Linked DNA regions of Homo sapiens: region 1 is linked to region 2. A link is an interaction called in ENCODE POLR2A ChIA-PET data of the cell type or tissue named here. Cell type or tissue: OCI-LY7. All regions are shown on one strand. Links, peaks and the distances in the headings refer to the core of each region. The heading gives the core; the rest is flanking DNA.

Region 1 (2,910 bases), core at 128-2,627, 53 kb after region 2:
TATACATAAATGCTATATATATTTATGTATCTGCATGTGTATGTCTCTACTTTTTCCTCCCAGCATTTCAGTTAGAGTTAGATTTGTGATAAATCTTAATGGGAAAGTGCTCATTTTGTGACCATGATGAATAAGTCATTTTCAAAACCTCATACTTGCTTGTAAAAATAAGCAGACTGGAGACTTTAGGGGAAAAATCTAATGCAGAAGCATAGTCCGTCTTATTAATGCCACTAAAGCCAGATGGATTGCCTAGGTACTCATTGGAGAATTAGTTAGAGAAAAGGGATTTATCATAAGAAATATGAACAACTTCCAGAGAAGACAGAAAAAGTTGACCAGATTTTTATAGGGGTGAAGAGGAAAATGGCAGATAGGAGACAGGACTAACATGCACCTCCCACGTGGATGGACAGAACAGTGTGTGGGGACTCAAACCATGAACTTGAGCTCCAAGAACCACTACAGGAACATACCAGGAAAACCGAAATAATTCATAGAGTCTTTGAAAGAAGTGGCTTGCCACTGCAGACTCTGTAAGACAGCCCAAAAACTGTGAGCTCCCAGAGTGTGAGAGGGGGAAAAGTTGGTCTCTGACACACATCCCCACTGGAGAACCTGAAAATACAGATCATGGGAGAAGGATTTAACCTTATCTAGAACTGAAACGGTTTTAAGGAGCTGAGAGAAGTATAAAAATAGAAGCAGCAGCAGGAAGAACCCTATAGGGTCTTCCTAGTCCCTAGCTTGAGCCCAGGGAAAGCATTCCTGGCCTTATCTCACAGGAGTCCTTGGGGAAGGCAGCCAGCAGAATTAGAGAGGAGCCACAGGTGATGGAAGCTTCTGGCTGAACTTTGTAATAATTTCGACCTAAGCATAAATTTTCCTGAGTAGAATCTGGTCGGGGTCGGGGGGTGGGGACAAATTGGAAGTGCATATATGAGTGCAGAAGTCACAGCCAAAGCTGCAGGCAGGCAGGGAGAGGTAAAGCCTGACAGCCCCACTTGCTTTCTTGGTGGAGAGGCTTGTTGTCTGGGGCAAGATTTCAGCTCTGCTCACCAGCTGCCTGGATGTATACTTGGTGCTGTTGGTGAGGCATGGTGGGAATGAGACTGGCTTTGCTGGCTGTGTGGGAGCTGGGTGAGGCCTGTCACTGCTGGCTTCCCCCTCTTCCCTGGAAACCTGTATGACACAGCAGAGGCAGCCATAATTCTCCTGGGAACATAACTCTATTGGCCTGAGAACCACCCGCACCGCTGCCTCCCCCACATTCCCCACAGTTGCTGCAGCAAGCCCTGCCCAAAGAGAGTCTGAGTTCAGACCCGCCTACCCCAGCCCCACCTGATGGTTTTTCTCTACCCACCCTGGTAGCCGAAGACATAAGGTCTTGGTAGCTCTATGGCCCCACCTATTGCCTGAGAAACCCAAGTAAGTACTTAACTTGGCCAACATAGGGCAAGCTTATATCCCCCTTCTACTACTGCAGCTTATGCTCTCTTGAAAAGTGCCACCTCCTGTCTGGAGGCCAACCAATTCAAGCCATTACAGCAACTCATAACAGAACAACCCTGCTCCAAAGAAGGAGAAAACAACAGCTAATTCTACCGCCTGCAACATCCTGGGTAACCAGAAGTCCTGAGTCTGTCCATGTGACAACTTCACTGCTAGCATAACCAGCATTTGAGGAAACCAGCACACTAAATGAAACTACAACCAAGGACTCCCACAGAGTCCACTTCACTCCCCTGCCACCTTTACCAGAGCAGGTACTGGTATCCATAGCTGGGAGACCTGAAGACGGATCACATCACAGGACTCTTTGCAGACATTCCCCAGCACCAGCCTGGAGTCTGGTAGCCCCGCTGGGTGGCTAGACCCAGAAGGGCAATAACAATCACTGCAGTCTGTCTCTCAGGAAGCTCCATCCCTAGGGGAATGGGGAGAGCACTACATCAAGGAATCACCCCATGGGACGAGAGCCCTTGAGTTCCAGATTTTTCCACTGAAACTGTCTACCCAAATAAGAAGGAACTATAAAAGTAATTCTGGTAATATGACAAGGTTCTATAACACCCTAAAAGACCACATTAGCTCTCCAGCAATGGATCCAAACCAATAAGAAATCTCTGAATTGCCACATAAAGAAGTCAGAAAGTTGATTATTAAGCTACTCAAGGAGGTACCAGAGAAAAGTGAAAACCAACTTAAAGAAATTTAAAAAATAATAGAGGATATGGATGAAAAAGTCTCCAGAGAAATAGATATTATAAAGAAAAGACAATCATAACTTTTGGAAATGAAAGACATACTTACAGAAATGCAAAATACACTGGAAAGTTTCAACAATAGAATCAAGCAAGTAGAAGAAAGAACTTCAGAGGATGAAGACAAGGCTTTTGAATTAACCTAATCCAACAAAGACAAAGAAAATGGAATTGAAAAAATGAACAAAGCCTCCAAGAAATTTGGGATTATGTGCAAATGACCCAAACACAAAAATAATTCGTGTTCCCAAGAAAGAAGAGAAATCAAAAAGTTTGGAAAACTTATTTGAGAGAATAATTGAGGAAAATGGAGCAGAATAGAGAACCCAGAAATAAAGCCAAATACGTATAGCCAACTGATCTTCAACAAAACAAACAAACAATGTAAAATGGGGAAAGGATACCTTATTCAACAAATGGTGCTGGGATAATTGGCTAGCCACATGTAGAGGAGTGAAACTGGATCCTCATATCTCACCTATACAAAAATCAACTCAAGATGGATCAAGGACTTTAAGACCTGAAATCATAAAAATTATAAAAGATAACATTGGAAAAACTCTTCTAGACATTGACTTAGGCAAAGAGTTTATGGCAAGAACCCCAAAGCAAATGCAACAAAAACAAAGATAAATAGATAGGACCT
Region 2 (2,910 bases), core at 258-2,757:
TTGTTCTGAGTGTTGCCTCAGAATGAGCCAAAGTGGCTTCTTAAACTTTATGCATCATCTCCACATTCCTGTTGGTGCCTCTTTCTTCCTTCCTTTCCTTTTTTTCCTTTCTCTCTCTTTCTTTCTCCTTCTTTTCTTTTCTTTCTTCAGGACCTTGCTGCGTTACCTAGACTTGAGTACAGTGCAGTGAACTCCTGGGCTCAAGCCATCCTCCTGCCTCAGCCTTCCAAGTAGCTAGGACTACAGGCACATGCCTCATGCCTGGCTTTTTTTTTTTTTTTTTTTTTTGGTTGTAGAAACAGGGTCTCATTATGTTGCCCAGGTTGGTCTCAAACTCCTGGCCTCAAGAGATCCTCCCATTTCGGCCTCCCAAAACACTAGGATAACATGTGTGAGCCACTGAGTCTGGCCCTCTTCCTTTTAAGGACACTTCCTGGGAGTAACCTCCTGCCTACATTAATTGAACAAAACCTAGCCATATGGCTGTACAAGGGAGACCAGGAACTATAATTCCAGGGGCCACATACCTAGCTAATATTGGAGTGTTCTAATACTAAGCGAGAAAGTCATTTGGGAAGACAGCCAGGACTTTCTGTTACAGAGGCTCCTGTCTCTGTTCAGGAGCCCAAGAACAGAGAAGGATCTCAGACTGGAGAAGTCAGTAGGTATAGCCTGAAATAGTTGCTGACTGCATGTCAAAAATTTCTTTCAGGTCTCATTTTTTATCTTAAAATTGTGCACATTCTGCACCACAGTCCGTATTATATCCATGTTTCTCATGCTGCAAAATCTAATAAGTAAAATCAGTACTTTGGAGAGATTCACCTTACTAGTTGCTGCAGCTTCCCTCATTTCCTACCATGCTTCTACTTACCTCCAGGCTGTTTCCAGTTTGAGAAACAGGGCTTTCTCTGGACTTGGTGCTCCAGCTTCCAATGTGTGACCAGGAACATGAGTAGGGGCTGCTTTGAAGGCAGCCACCCTGTAGTGACCAAACCCAGAGCCCAGTGCAGGGTCTCAAATAGGGTCACAAGAAACATTTGTTGGAAGAGTGAAAGAACAAATAAATCAAATTGTGTCTGTACTTCAGACTTGGATGGCTGTGGCTGTAGTGTCTGTTTGGGGCTTTTCTGATGCTTGTTCATGTTAATCCATCAAATAGTTATTGAATGGCTATTAGGGTACCCCCAAAATCAGGGATTTGGGGAAATTAAAGATGAATAACCATAGTCCCTACCTTCAAAGAGCTTCCGTCTAGTGGGAAAGGAGGAGGCAAGTGGAAATTTTAATGTAGAGTATTAAGTACTGTAGGGTCAAACCCAGGTGCTGAAGAAGCACCTAGGAGGGGCATCTGACCCAATCTTGGGCGAACAGGGGATACTTCCTGGAGGAGGTGATGTCCAAGACAAGTCTTAGAGGTTGCATAGGAGTTGTCAGGACATTGAAAGGAGGAAGAGAGAAAGACACGCGTGAAGGCTCATTGGTGAGAGGAACTATCAGCAGTTTAAAGTGGCCTAATTATAGTTACCTTCTCAAAGGCCCTGTCTTATAATCTCATTCCTTTGCCAAGCAGCCTACTATAGTGTCCTTTGCCTAAAGACTGTGTTCTCCGCTTCCGAGCATGGCATTCAAAGGCTCTCCACCATTTGGTCTCATATGCACGTTCCCTTCGAGTCATATTAGATTAGTCCCCATTCCCTGACCATTTTCCTCATTCTCCCCTCTTGGCTAATTTTATATCCTTTATCTAGAATAACCTTTCCTATCTTCTCCACTGGTCAAATCCTACTCCCTTCTGGGAAGTCCTAAGATGCTGTATTTTAAAAACAGATTAAAAAAAATCTGTTTTTGTGTTACTATAAAGGGATACCTGAGGTGGAATAATTTATAAGGAAAAGAGGTTTGATTGGCTCTTGGTTCTGCGGGCTGTACAAGCATGGCTCCAGCATCTGCTTCTGGTGAGGGCCTCAAGAAGCCTTCTATCATGGAGGAAGGGAAAGTGCACCAGCATCTCACATGGAAAGAGTAGGAGCAAGAGAGAGAGGGAGAAGGTGGCAGGCTCTTTAAACAACCAGCTGTCTCCTGCACTCAGAGCTAGAATTCACTCATTACCATATGGAGGGCACCAAGCCATTCATGAGTGATCCTCTGCCATGACCAAAACACCTCCCACCAGGCCCCACCTCCAACATCGAAAATTACATTTCAACATGAGATTTACAGGGGACAAACACCCAAACTATATCAGATGTCATCTGGCTTGTGAAGCCTTAAATTTGCCCTGAATTGGACTTACTTTGCCCCACCTCCGTGATTCCAGAGCTCATATCTTTCATTATGCAGCATTGATCACATTCAGTCGTACACTTTAGTTATATAACCTTTCCCTTGCTCGTTGCTCTTCTGTGAGCAACTTGAGGGCAGGGATGCAAGGCCAATTCATCTTTAAGTTCCACAGAGCTCTTTCTCTCGCTGTCTTAGAATCACATGTGTGACAATGCCTGACAATATGCGATTCTAAGAGACTGAGAGAAAGAGCACCCACTTTAGACTCAAGCCTGGGTTCAACTCTCTATCCTGGCACTAATGCTATGCCTTGGGGAAGCCCTTTAACTGCCCCTTGGGCTCCTAACTTCCTCATTTGTAAAAGAGAGATAATGATAATAGCCACTTTGGGAAGTGGGTTGGAGGATTAAATGAAATGGCATCAGCAAAGAGTACTGCATAGAAACTGGCACCCAGTAGGTACCCAATAAACACCTGCCAAACGAAATGGCTGCAGCCTAATTGCTGCTCAGTTTATTTTGGTTCTGCTTTTTCCAGGCGAGGGCCTGTCATCTTCATAAACACTCCAGCGTGAGGAATGGTGGAGGAATTCTAATTATTTGGTGTTATAGACTTTTTTTGTTA

What was found. Peaks named below come from ENCODE experiments on the same cell type or tissue, not always from the same donor. Only the 100,000 strongest peaks of a DNase experiment are listed, where the experiment ranks them.
Region 1: POLR2A ChIA-PET joins it to region 2 with 22 read pairs; 2 of 35 experiments call an interaction of 5 or more read pairs at or near these places.

What each region holds. Positions count from the first base shown.
Region 1 is chr11:33,524,684-33,527,593 of GRCh38, forward strand. All of the region lies in intron 1 of KIAA1549L (KIAA1549 like), which reads left to right. Among named protein-coding and RNA genes, the nearest start is that of KIAA1549L, 150 kb to the left of the region's middle. RefSeq lists an enhancer at 1,478-1,557. In OCI-LY7, for the core only: CTCF peaks have their summits at 1,435 and 1,636; a DNase peak (open chromatin) is centred at 1,408.
Region 2 is chr11:33,472,010-33,474,919 of GRCh38, forward strand. The region is part of intron 1 of KIAA1549L (KIAA1549 like); the gene reads left to right. Among named protein-coding and RNA genes, the nearest start is that of KIAA1549L, 97 kb to the left of the region's middle. In OCI-LY7, for the core only: no CTCF peak of the experiment used is centred there; DNase peaks (open chromatin) are centred at 1,462 and 2,732; H3K4me3 peaks cover 1,785 bases; H3K27ac peaks cover 1,839 bases.